Regions from separate parts of the Homo sapiens genome. Here all the other regions are linked to region 3. Evidence: read pairs that join two places in POLR2A ChIA-PET (ENCODE). Cell type or tissue: HepG2. All regions are shown on one strand. Region 1 has its middle 85 kb from the start of ZNF217. Region 2 has its middle 49 kb from the start of ZNF217. Region 3 has its middle 150 kb from the start of BCAS1-AS1.

The links. Peaks named below come from ENCODE experiments on the same cell type or tissue, not always from the same donor. Only the 100,000 strongest peaks of a DNase experiment are listed, where the experiment ranks them.
Region 1: POLR2A ChIA-PET joins it to region 3 with 13 read pairs; 8 of 35 experiments call an interaction of 5 or more read pairs at or near these places.
Region 2: POLR2A ChIA-PET joins it to region 3 with 11 read pairs; 10 of 35 experiments call an interaction of 5 or more read pairs at or near these places.

What each region holds. Positions count from the first base shown.
Region 1 is chr20:53,676,689-53,680,688 of GRCh38, reverse strand. No RefSeq gene overlaps it. Among named protein-coding and RNA genes, the nearest start is that of ZNF217, 85 kb to the right of the region's middle. In HepG2, a CTCF peak has its summit at 2,841 (motif pointing right); DNase peaks (open chromatin) are centred at 788, 1,278, 2,498 and 2,898; H3K4me3 peaks cover 3,214 bases.
Region 2 is chr20:53,641,053-53,645,052 of GRCh38, reverse strand. No RefSeq gene overlaps it. Among named protein-coding and RNA genes, the nearest start is that of ZNF217, 49 kb to the right of the region's middle. RefSeq lists enhancers at 1,635-1,684, 1,725-1,774. In HepG2, a CTCF peak has its summit at 2,111; a DNase peak (open chromatin) is centred at 2,162; H3K4me3 peaks cover 1,206 bases.
Region 3 is chr20:53,762,107-53,766,106 of GRCh38, reverse strand. No RefSeq gene overlaps it. Among named protein-coding and RNA genes, the nearest start is that of BCAS1-AS1, 150 kb to the left of the region's middle. RefSeq lists an enhancer at 2,660-3,326. In HepG2, no CTCF peak of the experiment used is centred here; a DNase peak (open chromatin) is centred at 2,086.

The DNA of each region.
Region 1 (4,000 bases), 85 kb after region 3:
AAATAGAGAACAATTGAAGTTAAGAGCCAGGCCAGTGCCTCACTCCTGTAATCCTAGCACTTCGGGAGGTCAAAGTGAGCGGATCACTTGAGGTCATGTGTTCGAGACCAGCCTGGCCAAGATGGTGAAACCCTGTCTCTACTAAAAATACAAAAATTAGCCAGGCGTGGTGGCGGGCGCCTATAATCCCAGCTACTTGGGAGGCTGAGGCAGGAGAATCCCTTTAACCTGGGAGGCGGAGGTTGCAGTGAGCTGAGATCATGTCTCTGCACTCCAGCCTGGGTGACAGAGCAAGACTGTCTCAAGAAAAAACAAGTTAAGAACCAATCCCAAGGATCCAGAAAGAAGTAGCCTAGGTAAACATTTGCTTATATGTCCCGTGTATTCTCTTCCCACCCTAATCCCATCATTTCTTCTGACAGGAAACATGCAGTGATTAATAAAAGCGCCTCCTTGAGCACTGATTTATTTTTGTCTCTGAAGGAATTAGAGGTCAGATAGTCTCTTGATTATCTCGCCCTGGCCTGAGGCTGCTCATTCATTCAGTCCTTCCCTCAAAGGATCTCTCTTTCACCTCTTCAAAAGCCAACCCCTTCCTTTCATTTTGGAAGCCTTCAGTCAAAAAGGGCTACAAGTCTGTGGCCGGGGAGGACTCCCTGCTCCTTCTGAGGGGCATGGAAGCAGCCAGCAGCCTGTTCTGAAATCAGAACTCTATCTACATGAGACTCCAAGTCAGCTTAGAGACCACTAACATTCCCGTACCTAGGTCGTGAGGATAGAAGCATGCCTGGTGTGTAAGAATTTCAAGGTAAACAAGTCTTTGAAAACCAGTCTTAAAATGGCCCTCAGGGAGCGGTTAGAGTGACTGTACATTTTTGAGCTCAGCATCAGATTTTTTTCTTCTTCAAATGAACATTTAAATTGCCCCCTCTGCCATTGTATTGTAAGCACTATAATTAGCATGATTTAAACAATGCAGCCACAACGAAACCAGATTATTTATCTGGACTTAATCTAGAAAGAACAAAGAAACCCATTGAATTTGCCCTGAAATCCAATTTGATACATAAACATGAATAGGGAAAAGTCAACATTCTGGGTAACTTTAACACAATTATATGATTTTTAAAGTACAGTACTCTAGAAAAAGACAAATGTCTTTTTAAAAAAATGACATACATAAACTCACACTTGCCACTATTCTCACTTAGGGGCCTTTCTCATTCAGGAGAAAGCCATTCCAGCTGCTACATGAAAGATACTTACTGAAAACTGCTTTGTGTATCACAGCTGTTTGTGTATTACGACACCCTCCCAGATGCAGTGACCTCTAAACTGGCTTATTTAATCAAGATATAAATAAAAATAAAAAAAATATAGCCCAGAATTCAAAATGCCAAACTTCCAAGAGCCGATCATGTTAGAAGCAAAATCAGTAATGCTTCTACCTCTTCAGGCTATTTGCAACAAGACCCCAAAAAAGCTAGTCTGTTGAAAACACGGACTTCTCCTCCCACCCCTTTGTCATTTTGTTTTGGTAGGGCCAACTGTGTATCTCTTTTTCTTAATGTTACAATTGTTAAAATAAAAATTCATTTGACACAATCCAATTTTAGGTTTGTTTATTATTATTTTTAAAATATCCAATATGTTCAAGCTTTCTCTGCAACCTTTGCTTTCTGTTTAATGCTATTAATTATATTCTTGTTCTTGCTGCTATAAGCTGCCCCTATCGGCAGAGATTCAAGAGAGACTTGAAAGAGTGAGCATATTTATCAAAAGAGAAAAAAAATAAAGAAAATAAAGACAGCACGAGAGCATATTGGATACATAAACTGTTCTTCCTGAAAAGATAAATGATTTGGTAATGAATAGATCCTTTAGGCCATAAAAAATCCATTTATTTTCTTTTGAATTTGAATAGAAGAGATTTGCATTTTTTTCCTGCGCAGTTACACTTAAATTAAAATGCAGAGCATGAGGCTAGCATACAATCAAACTAAATAATAACTGGGGCATACTGTATTATTCATAAAAACAAAATTAATAGTTTAGGGAAGGAAATCATTGTGGTAAGAAAATGTACATTGACACCAAACACCTACTGTCAGAAGGAAAAATAAAGCGATGCAGACTACTTACGAACTGGTAATTGAAGTTTGGCATTTTATTTGGGGATGGGGAGCAAGGGTCAAGGCGTTTATCTTGTATGGAATCTACAAAGTCGAAAATGTCTGCTTTTCTGATAGCAAAGTGCTAAGAACATTTCTCTGTATTTTGATGTCTAATTATACAGAGAAAGAGAGTTAACAGTATTTTTTTTTTCTCAAAGCAGAGTAGAATCAAGATACTTTTTCCCCCAAAAAAACATACTACAAGTGCATGTCTTTCTGTAGCTGGTCTGACAGGCACGATTGGCCCAGAACAGGAAGGTTGAGCAACAGCCCTCCTAATCTTTATGCTTCTTCCTTTCTCTCAACCTTCCCTTCCCCCACCCCGCACACACAGGAGAAAGTATTCCGATGTCTTTGATTGCCACCAACCTACAGTGGAGTCGGCTGAGAGATGGGTCTCTCTAGAGAGTTGTTCCTGCTACTCTCTCTGGTGACGACAAAGAACAAAGCCCAGGCCATCACAGAAGGTTCAGGAGCAGTGAGGTCTTGAAAATTTGGGAGAGAGAGAGCAAGAACATTTTTTTGAATTGAGGCAATAATATAAGATCTTCAATGTACACACACCAAACTTAAAAAGAGAAACAGGCTGTGGCAAAGTCAAAATGCCTTCCCGGGGCCAGGCAGGTGGCAAAAGAGAGGCCGGCCACCAGGCGGGGGCCGCGGCAATCAAAGGGGGAGGGGGCAGGTGTCCCTTGCCCACAGCCCTTCTATGGCCTTGCGGCTTGGAGTTTGGACCTGGTGTGGCCAGAGCTCACATTTTGTTAAGGAAAGCCAGAAATCCCAATTTTTATGTAGAAGCTTTAGAAATGTTGGTGACTATTTCAAAATGTTTGAATACCATCTGAGCCAAAGAAAACATGACTGTAGCAAACCCAACACTTGTCCACCAGTTTCCTATCTCTCCTTAGGAAGAACATAAAAGTCCAGAAAAGGATTATTTAAAACACACTGGACTTACACCATCAGTTACCTATTAATAGCTTCTGAACAACTGGCTGATTAGATAAACTGACTGATAAGACAGACGCTTTACTTTTTAACTTTGTAATATGCCATTTATTCATTCAACTTTTTTTTTTTTTTTTTTTTTTGAAACAGAGTCTCCCTCTGTCTCCCAGGCTGGAGTGCAGTGGAGTTCAGTGCCAGGATCTTAATTCACTGTAACCTCTGCCTCCTAGATTCAAGCAATTATCGTGCTTAAGCCTCCTGAGGTAGCTGGGATTACAGGCGTGCGCCACTGCACCCGGCTACTTTTTGTAATTTTAGTAGAGACGGGTTTTCGCCATGTTGGACAGGCCAGTCTTGAACTCCTGGTCTCATGTGATCCATCCACCTCAGCCTCCCAAAGCGGCAGGATTACAGGTGTGAACCACCACACCCGGCCTCAACTTTTTTTTTTTTAATTGAATGTCTACTATGTACTGGGAACTGGGCATTGCATAGAATGCTCTTTTCCAGGGGGAAATACACCATCAGAAACCCATTATTTGGGGCATACATAGTTAATAATTCCAAGAATTTGAAAGGGAAAAATTTGAAAGGCAGTATTACCTCTTATATTATTAATAGTGGGTTGCTTATTATATACTAAGTAATTAAATCTTTGATTTAATAGATTTACATCTATTTAAAGGTACTCATAAGAATTTCCCAAGAGCTATTTGTATTACAATGTTCAACTCAAATTTTGCCTTCATGCTGCTTGAAACATTGGCTAATTCCCTGAAAGGGATATTCACGTTTATCTTTTGGCATTGGAAAATTGACCAGCTCACTGTATTGTAGGCATTTTTCTTTTCTCTAAAGTGATCCATTTCACAATACAA
Region 2 (4,000 bases), 120 kb after region 3:
GCCCACTCTTAAGACTAGCACTATTATTATTATTATTATCATCATTTCATTTCATTTTATTTATTCTTTTGAGACATAGTCTCATTCTGTTGCCCAGGCTGGAGTGCTGTGGCCTGATGTCGGCTCACTGCAACCTCTGCCTCCCAGGCTCAAGTGATTCTCATGCCTCAGCCTCCCCAGCAGCTGGGATTACAGGCACCCGCCACCACACCCAGCCTGGGCGACAGAGAGAGATCCTGTCGAAAGAAAGAAGAAAGAAAGAAAGGGAGAAAGAAAGAGAAAGAGGGAGGGACAGAGGGAGGGAGGGAAACCACCTGAATATTTGTGTTAGCTTAAACTCAATTTCAGCTGTAATCATGGAAATCAAATTTATATAAGAAAATATCAGATTAATTCAGTTTTCATACACACATTCACTCGAATTTTTAAATTTCATCAATTGATTTTAGAAAAGAGCAGCATAGTGAAAAAAAGTGAAGAACTATATTCTTGCCAAATTTATACCTAAATTTTACTGAAATATTAATTAGTTTTTTTTGTTGTTGTTTTTGTTTTTCTGGAGACAAGGTCTTGCTTTGTTGCCCAGGCTGGAGTTCGGTGACAATCTTGGCTCACTGCAGCGTCAACCTCCCAGGCTCAAGAGATTCTTCCACCACAGCCTCCAGACTAGTTGGGACTACAGGTGCACACCACCACAACCAGCGATCTCGGCTCACTGCAACCTCTGCCTCCTGGGTTCAAGCAATTCTCCTGCCTCGGCCTCCCTAGTAGCTGGGATTACGGGCATGCACCACCATGCCCAGCTAATTTTGTATTTTTAGTAGAGACGGGGTTTCTCCATGTTGGTCAGGCTGGTCTCCAACTCCCTACCTCAGGTGATCCACCCACTTAGGCCTCTCAAAGGTGCTGGGATTACAGGTATGAGCCATTGCGCCTGGCCCATTTTTCATAAGAATTATAAAATTGCATTGTTTCTGACATGGGCGTAATCTATGATCTGCCTTCACCAAAAACATGCAGAGGAAAATAAAATACATATTTTTTATTTTTAGTTTCTCTGCTCTTTTGGCTTTATTGTTTGAAATCTTTTTATTAGTAATAGGTATGTTTGGTGTTCACTTTTTCCATACAGTGCATTAATGTGTGGTTTAAATACAAATTTAAGTGCAAAATTATAAGACAGTAGCCTGGAAAGGCCCATTTGGGCAGATGTGGCTTATTAAAAATCCCAGCTGGGTGCAGTGGCTCACCCCTGTAATCCCAACATTTTGGGAGGCTGAGATGGGCAGATCACCTGAGGTCAGGAGTTCAAGACCAGCCTGACCAAGATGGTGAAACACTGAGTCTACTAAAAATACAAAAATTAGCTGGGCATATGCTGGGCACCTGGAATCCCAGCTACTCAGGAGGCTAAGGCAGGAGAATCCCTTGAACCTGGGAGGCAGAAGTTGCAGTGAGCCAAGATCGTGCCATTGCACTTCAGCCTGGGTGACAAGAGCAAAACTCGGTGTCAAAAAAAAAAAAAAAATCACAATTTTTGGGTTTCTTTTAAAACTTAAAAATGGAGGATGAATTTCCAGCATCCTGCTACTCGGACGGAGGAAACAGAACAGGAACAAAGCTGAAGTGAGCTAGGCAGGCCGAGGGAACCTCTGGCTGCCTCCCATTGCTGCTGCACGCAGGTAATGCAGCGGTTCATAGCCTGCCTTCCAGCCCTGGTGTTAGACGACTTTCAGTTACAGTATTGTGGTGAATCATTTCCTTCCAAGGCTCAGGGTGATCTATCACACGGGCGTGTTGTCTAGATTTTAACAACAATATGAGCAGAAAAGTTCCTCATTCCAGAAATGCAAAACAAATTACATAAGAAGTGTATTCTTTAAAGGAAAAAGCAAAGTCTACATAAAGGCATAATGAATAGGAAGAACAATTATGCGTGGGAAAACAAAGCTCTTTAAAAAAATCATCAAAGAAATGAGGTTTTTCTTCCCTTGTCTAATTTATAACAGTGACGTTCCTTTTGAAGACAGGAGCAGGGGCATAGGAGCTGGAGTATCGGCCTTAGCTGTGCCTTTTGTAATGTCACTAGGGACAGGGAGGGGGAGGAGTTGTGACGGTGTTGGAAACACTGGCCCTGGTGTATTATTGCTTGCACTACAGGAGTTTTTGGTTGCCAAATCAATACCTTGGTTGTCCTTGAAAAACCCTGCAGGTCTGTTTTTAATAGCTTGCTACACCGGTGAAATTACCCTGATTACTTAGCAAAGCCTCACCTTTGATCCACTGATCTAGTTAGAGACCTGTGTGAGAGAGAGAGAGCCTGTGGCCCCAGAGATATTAACAAATTAGAAGAAGAAGGAAGGGAAAACTGCAACTTACAGAAATACAGGAAGTCTGAGGTTTGTCAGTTGTTGAAACATTTGATATTGTCTTTTAAGAGTCTCCGTGGTCTGAGAGCTTTCTTTGGGATAACAAAATACTAACATTAAAGAGCAACGTTCGGGCACAGTGACTCACGCCTATAATCCCAGCACTTTGGGAGGCCAAGGTGGGTGGTTCACGAGGTCAGGAGTTCGAGACCAGCCTGACCAACATGGTGAAATCCTGTCTCTACTAAAAGTACAAAAATTAACCGGGCATGGTGTCATGTGCTTGTAATCCCAGTAGGAGAATCGCTTGAACCCGGGAGGCGGAGGTTGTAGTGAGTCGAGATCGCGCCACTATGCTCCAGCCTAGGCGACAGAGCAAGACTCTGTCTCAAACAAACAAACAAAAAAAGAGCAACAACAATAACACCACAGCAAAGCCACCTGCTATTCAAAATCAAGAACAGTGGATCAATCCAAATTAAAGAATGGTGGCTGGTATTGTTTTCCACCTCACTCTCCCAAGAGATACATATGCCCAAAAACATTTCCATTTCCTGTTCATGCAACAGTGAAGTGAAGGGTCATTTTCCTTCCAATTTTTGTACTCATTAGACAGAGTGCCTTTTAAGCATTTATTTATTTTTAAATTAACAGACTTTATTTATTTATTTATTTTTGAGAGGGCGTTTTGCTTTTGTCACCCAGGCTGGAGTGCAATGGCATGATCTCGGCTCACTGCAACCTCTGCCTCCTGGGTTCAAGCAATTATCATACCTCAGCCTCCTGAGTAGCTGGGACTACAGACGTGTGCCACTAGGCCTAGCTAATTTTTTTGTATTTTTAGTAGAGACGGGGTTTCACCATTTTGGCCAGTCTGGTCTCGAACTCCTGACCTCAGGTAATCTGCCCGCCTCAGCCTCCCAAAGTGCTAGGATTACAGGCATGAGCCACCACGCCCGACCCAGACTTTATTTTTTTAGAGGAGTTTTAGTTTACAGAAAATTGACCAGACGGTGTGACAAGTTCTCATATGCCCTCTTCTCCAACTCCCTCCTTCCATCTGTACAATTCCCCCTATTAGTAACATCCTGCATTGATGTGGTCCATTTGATACACTTGATGAACGAATAGTAATACATTATTACTAATTAACGTTTATAGTTTACATTACAGTTCACTCTTTGTGTTGTACAGGACTATGAGTTTTGACAAATGCATAGTGACATGTATCTACCATTACAGTATCATACAGAATAGTTTCACTGCCCTAAAATACCCTCCTTTTATATTTCAACAAGCTGCCCTTCCAAGTTCTGTCCTTTCAACATAACTGCTCTTTTTTTTTTTTGAGACAGAGTCTTGCTCTGTCGCCCAGGCTGGAGTGCAGTGGCTCGATCTCGGCTCGCTGCAACCTCCGCCTCCTGGGGTCAAGCGATTCTCCTGCCTGTCTCCCGAGTAACTGGGATTACAGGCACACACTACCACACCTGGCTAATTTTTAAATATTTTTAGTAGAGACAGGGTTTCACCATATTGGTCAGGCTGGTCTTAAGCTCCTGACCTTGTGATCCACCTTCTTCGGCCTCCCAAAGTGCTGGGATTACAGGCGTGAACCAATGCACCCAGCCCAT
Region 3 (4,000 bases):
ACGGGCAGATCACTTGAGATCAGAGTTCGAGACCAGCCTGGCCAACATGGTGAAACCTGTCTCTGCTAAAAATACAAAAATTAGCTGGGTATGGTGGTGAGAACCTGTAATCCCAGCTGCTCGGGAGGCTGATGCAGGAGAATCACTTGAGCTGGGAAGTGGAGGGTGCAGTTAGCCAAGATTGCACCACTGCACTCCAGCCTGGGCAACAGAATGAGACCCTGTCTCTCAAGAAAAAAAAAAAAAAAAGCCAGGCATGCTGGTTCATGCCTGTAATTCCAGCACTTTGGGAGGCTGAGGTGGGAGGATCATCTGAAGTCAGGAGTTTGAGACCAGCCTGGCCAACATGGTGAGACCCTGTCTCTACTAAAAAAAAAAAAAAAAAAAAAATACAAAAATTAACTGGGTGTGGTGGTGGGCGCCTGTAATCTCAGCTACTCGGGAGGCCGAGGCAAGGAATTGCTTGAACCCAGGAGGCGGAGGTTGTAGTGAGCTGACATCCCACCACTGCATTCCAGCCTGGGCGACTGAGCGAGACTCGGTCTCAAAAAAAAAAAAAAAAAGTTGGAGTCAAGTTTAAATAAGATAAAGATTATAAAGCCCTGGCCGGGTGCAGTGGCTCAAGCCTGTAATCCCAGCACTTTGGGAAGCCGAGGCAGGCAGATCACCTGAGGTCAGGAGTTTGAGACCAGCTTGGCCAACGTGGTGAAACCTCATCTCTACTAAAAATACAAAAATTAGCCAGGCATGGTGGTGGGTGCCTGTAATCCCAGCTACTTGGGAGGCTGAGGCAGGAGAATTGCTTGAACCCAGGAGGTGGAGGTTGCAGTGAACCGAGATCGTGCCATTGCACTCTAGCCTGGGTGACAAGAGCGAAAACTCTGTCTCAAAAAAAAAAAGTCCGGGCGCGGTGGCTCACGCCTGTAATCCCAGCACTTTGGGAGGCCGAGGCGGGCGGATCACGAGGTCAAGAGATTGAGACCATCCTGGCTAACACAGTGAAACCCCGTATAAAAAATTAGCTGGGCGTGGTGGAGGGCGCCTGTAGTCCCAGCTACTCGGGAGGCTGAGGCAGGAGAACAGCATGAACCCGAGAGGCAGAGCTCGCAGTGAGCCGAGATCCCGCTACTGCACTCCAGCCTGGACGACAGAGCAAGACTCCGTCTCAAAAAAAAAAAAAAAAAAATTATAAAGCATTTAGTGCAATGGCTAAAAAAAAAAGTGCTTGATAAATTGATTGCTACTATTAGTGTTATGATTATTAGTGACACAGAATATAGCCAGCTATTTATTTATAGAAAGAGGTCCCAAACTTTATGTAACACAGAAATCTTCACTTTCCTTTTGTGTCTTTTTCTTCCCTCAAAGAAAAAAAACAAATTTTTAGCCAAAACAAAAATGATGGAACAGCTCAGAGTTGGTACAATACAATTTACTTCTTAGGTTCTCATGTTTATACTGGGGAGATACTAGTGTATTTATCAATGCCTTAAGCAAAGAGAAGTGCAGCATAGACTAAGTGGCACCCTCATTTTCATTTTATATCTCTTTCTTCAGCCCACCCTCCTAATGATCGCGTGTATATTTTAGGTACATCTCTTCTGTATAAATCCTCCCACCCCCACTTTTTGTAAGCATGAAGATTAAGTGGACAAAGACAAATTCAATTAAGCTGTAAGCTTTGGTGACCAGCAGCTATTTTTCTTGAGAAACTGAATCCAAACATCTCAGGGGTGGGGACGAGCTTGCAATGCGCTTCTGAATGCAAAGGAGGCAGGACTTGAGCATAAATCACGCGACAAACTGAGCCCTCCTCTATTAATCTTTTCTTCAGAAAAAGACACTGTTTTAAGGGGAAATTAAAGGCAATCAATAAGCAGGCTCGCCTGCACGGCTTCTGAGCTCAAGATGCAAATATCATTCCAAATTCTGGATTCCAAAGAGACCCCTCCATTGATATGTTAATCGTCTCCTCGTGTTTCTATGACCTCAGATCCTGGCAGGGCATGAAGCCATACTTACAGGAAACAAAAGGAAAGCACGTTGTAGAACAAACATTTGCTAAGTGGACTTTGACTGTAAACCCCAACTTGTCATGTGCTAAAGGATGGAATTCTCCACGAGCCAGGGGCTGATGCCCTGAATGTTTAATATGTTTACATGTTTAAAGAGCTGCCATGACGTATTCTTTATCTGGTATCACCTGACATCTCGGCTTCATATTCATGGTGCACAAGACAGCAAAGGTTTTGGTGCTGTCATCCCAAATAAAGACAACTTTTGGCAATTGGAAATAAAATTCAGTTGCCTACAAATCAAAGATGACTGCAACCAAATGTTGATTACCTGTTTATAAATTCACCAAGTCAACAGCAAATTCAGAGACTACTTATTTGGCACCGATTGTAGGCAAGATATTGGGCTAGGGCACTGCGGATACACAGATGAACATGTTTGACAAGAAGGTTATGTTTTTAGGGGCAGGTAGGCAATATACAATCTAAAAAATAACAATAAATTGGGTTTGGGTGAGTGCTATGAAGAATAAAACCAGATCGTGAAAAAGAGAATAACTAGGGGTGGAGAGGGGGTAGAGGAGGTCCTTCCTGAAAAAATCATGTAGGTACAGAAATTCAAGGAGGTCAGGCAGTAACAGGTAGTCTGCAGAGGTGACATTCCAGACACAGGGACAGTAAGTGCCAAGGTCTTGAGGTAGACAAGGGCTTGTGTTTGAGAATCAGAAAGCAGCCAATGTAGCTAACCTGTGGTGGATGAGATTGTGGCTTACCCTCAAGAAAGAGCCAGCTCCTACAGCATCATGAAGGTAGCAATACTTTATGAGAATCAAGTTCAATATTCAAAAAAAAATAGCCAGGCACAGTGGCTCATGCCTGTAATCCCAGCACTTTGGGAGGCCAAGGCGGGAGGATCATTTGAGGTCAGGAGTTCAAGACCAGCCTGGCCATCATGGTGAAACCCTGTCTCTACTAAAATTAGCTGGGCGTGGTGACACACTCCTGTAGTCCCAACTACTCGGTAGGCTGAGGCAAGAGAATCACTTGAACCCTGGAGGAGGAGGTTGCAATGAGCCGAGATCGCGCCACTGCACTCCAGCCAGGGCAGACAGAGTGAGACTCTGTCTCAAAAATAAATAAATAAATAAATAAACAAATAAAGTTTTCCCATCAGTAAAGATGCATATCTCTTCTCCAATCCTGAACACTCTAAAAGAATCTCAAAGGTTGACCAAGCATATATTTTTGAAGAGTTTGAGGCAGGGCATGGTGGCTCACCCCTGTAATCTCAGCACTTTGGGAGGCCAAGACGGGAGACTCACTTGAGATCAGGAATTAGAGGCCAGCCAGAGCAAGATCCCGTCTCTTCAAAAAATTCTTTAAAATTAGCCACGCATGGGGCAGGGTGCGGTGTCTCACACCTGTAATCCCAGCACTTTGGGAGGCCAAAGCGGGCAGATCACAAGGTCAGGAGATCAAGACCATCCTGGCCAACATGATGAAACCCCCTCTCTACTAAAATACAAAAAATTAGCGTGCCTGGACTACATGCCTGTAGTCCTTGCTACTCGGAAGGCTGAGGCAGGGGAATTGCTTGAACCCAGGAGGCGGAGGTTGCGGTGAGCCGAGATCACGCCACTGCACTCTAGCCTGGCAACAGAGCAAGACTCCGTCTCAAAAAAATAAAATAAAATTAGACACGCTTGGTGGTGCATGTAGTCCCGGCTACTCAGGAGGCTGAGGAGGGGGGATCACTTGAGGCCAGGAGTTCGAGACTGCAGGGAGTTATGATTGCACCACTGCACTCCACCCTGGACAACAGAGTGAGACCCTGTCAGGGAAAAAAAAAAAAAAAGGACAAAGGTGGGCACTAACATTTGACCCATTTTCCCATTCAGGCACATGTCTATAAACCAGAGATTCTCACCCAGGGGTGAGTTTGCCTTGAGAGAAACACTGGGCAAAGGTCAAAGGCATGTTTTTCT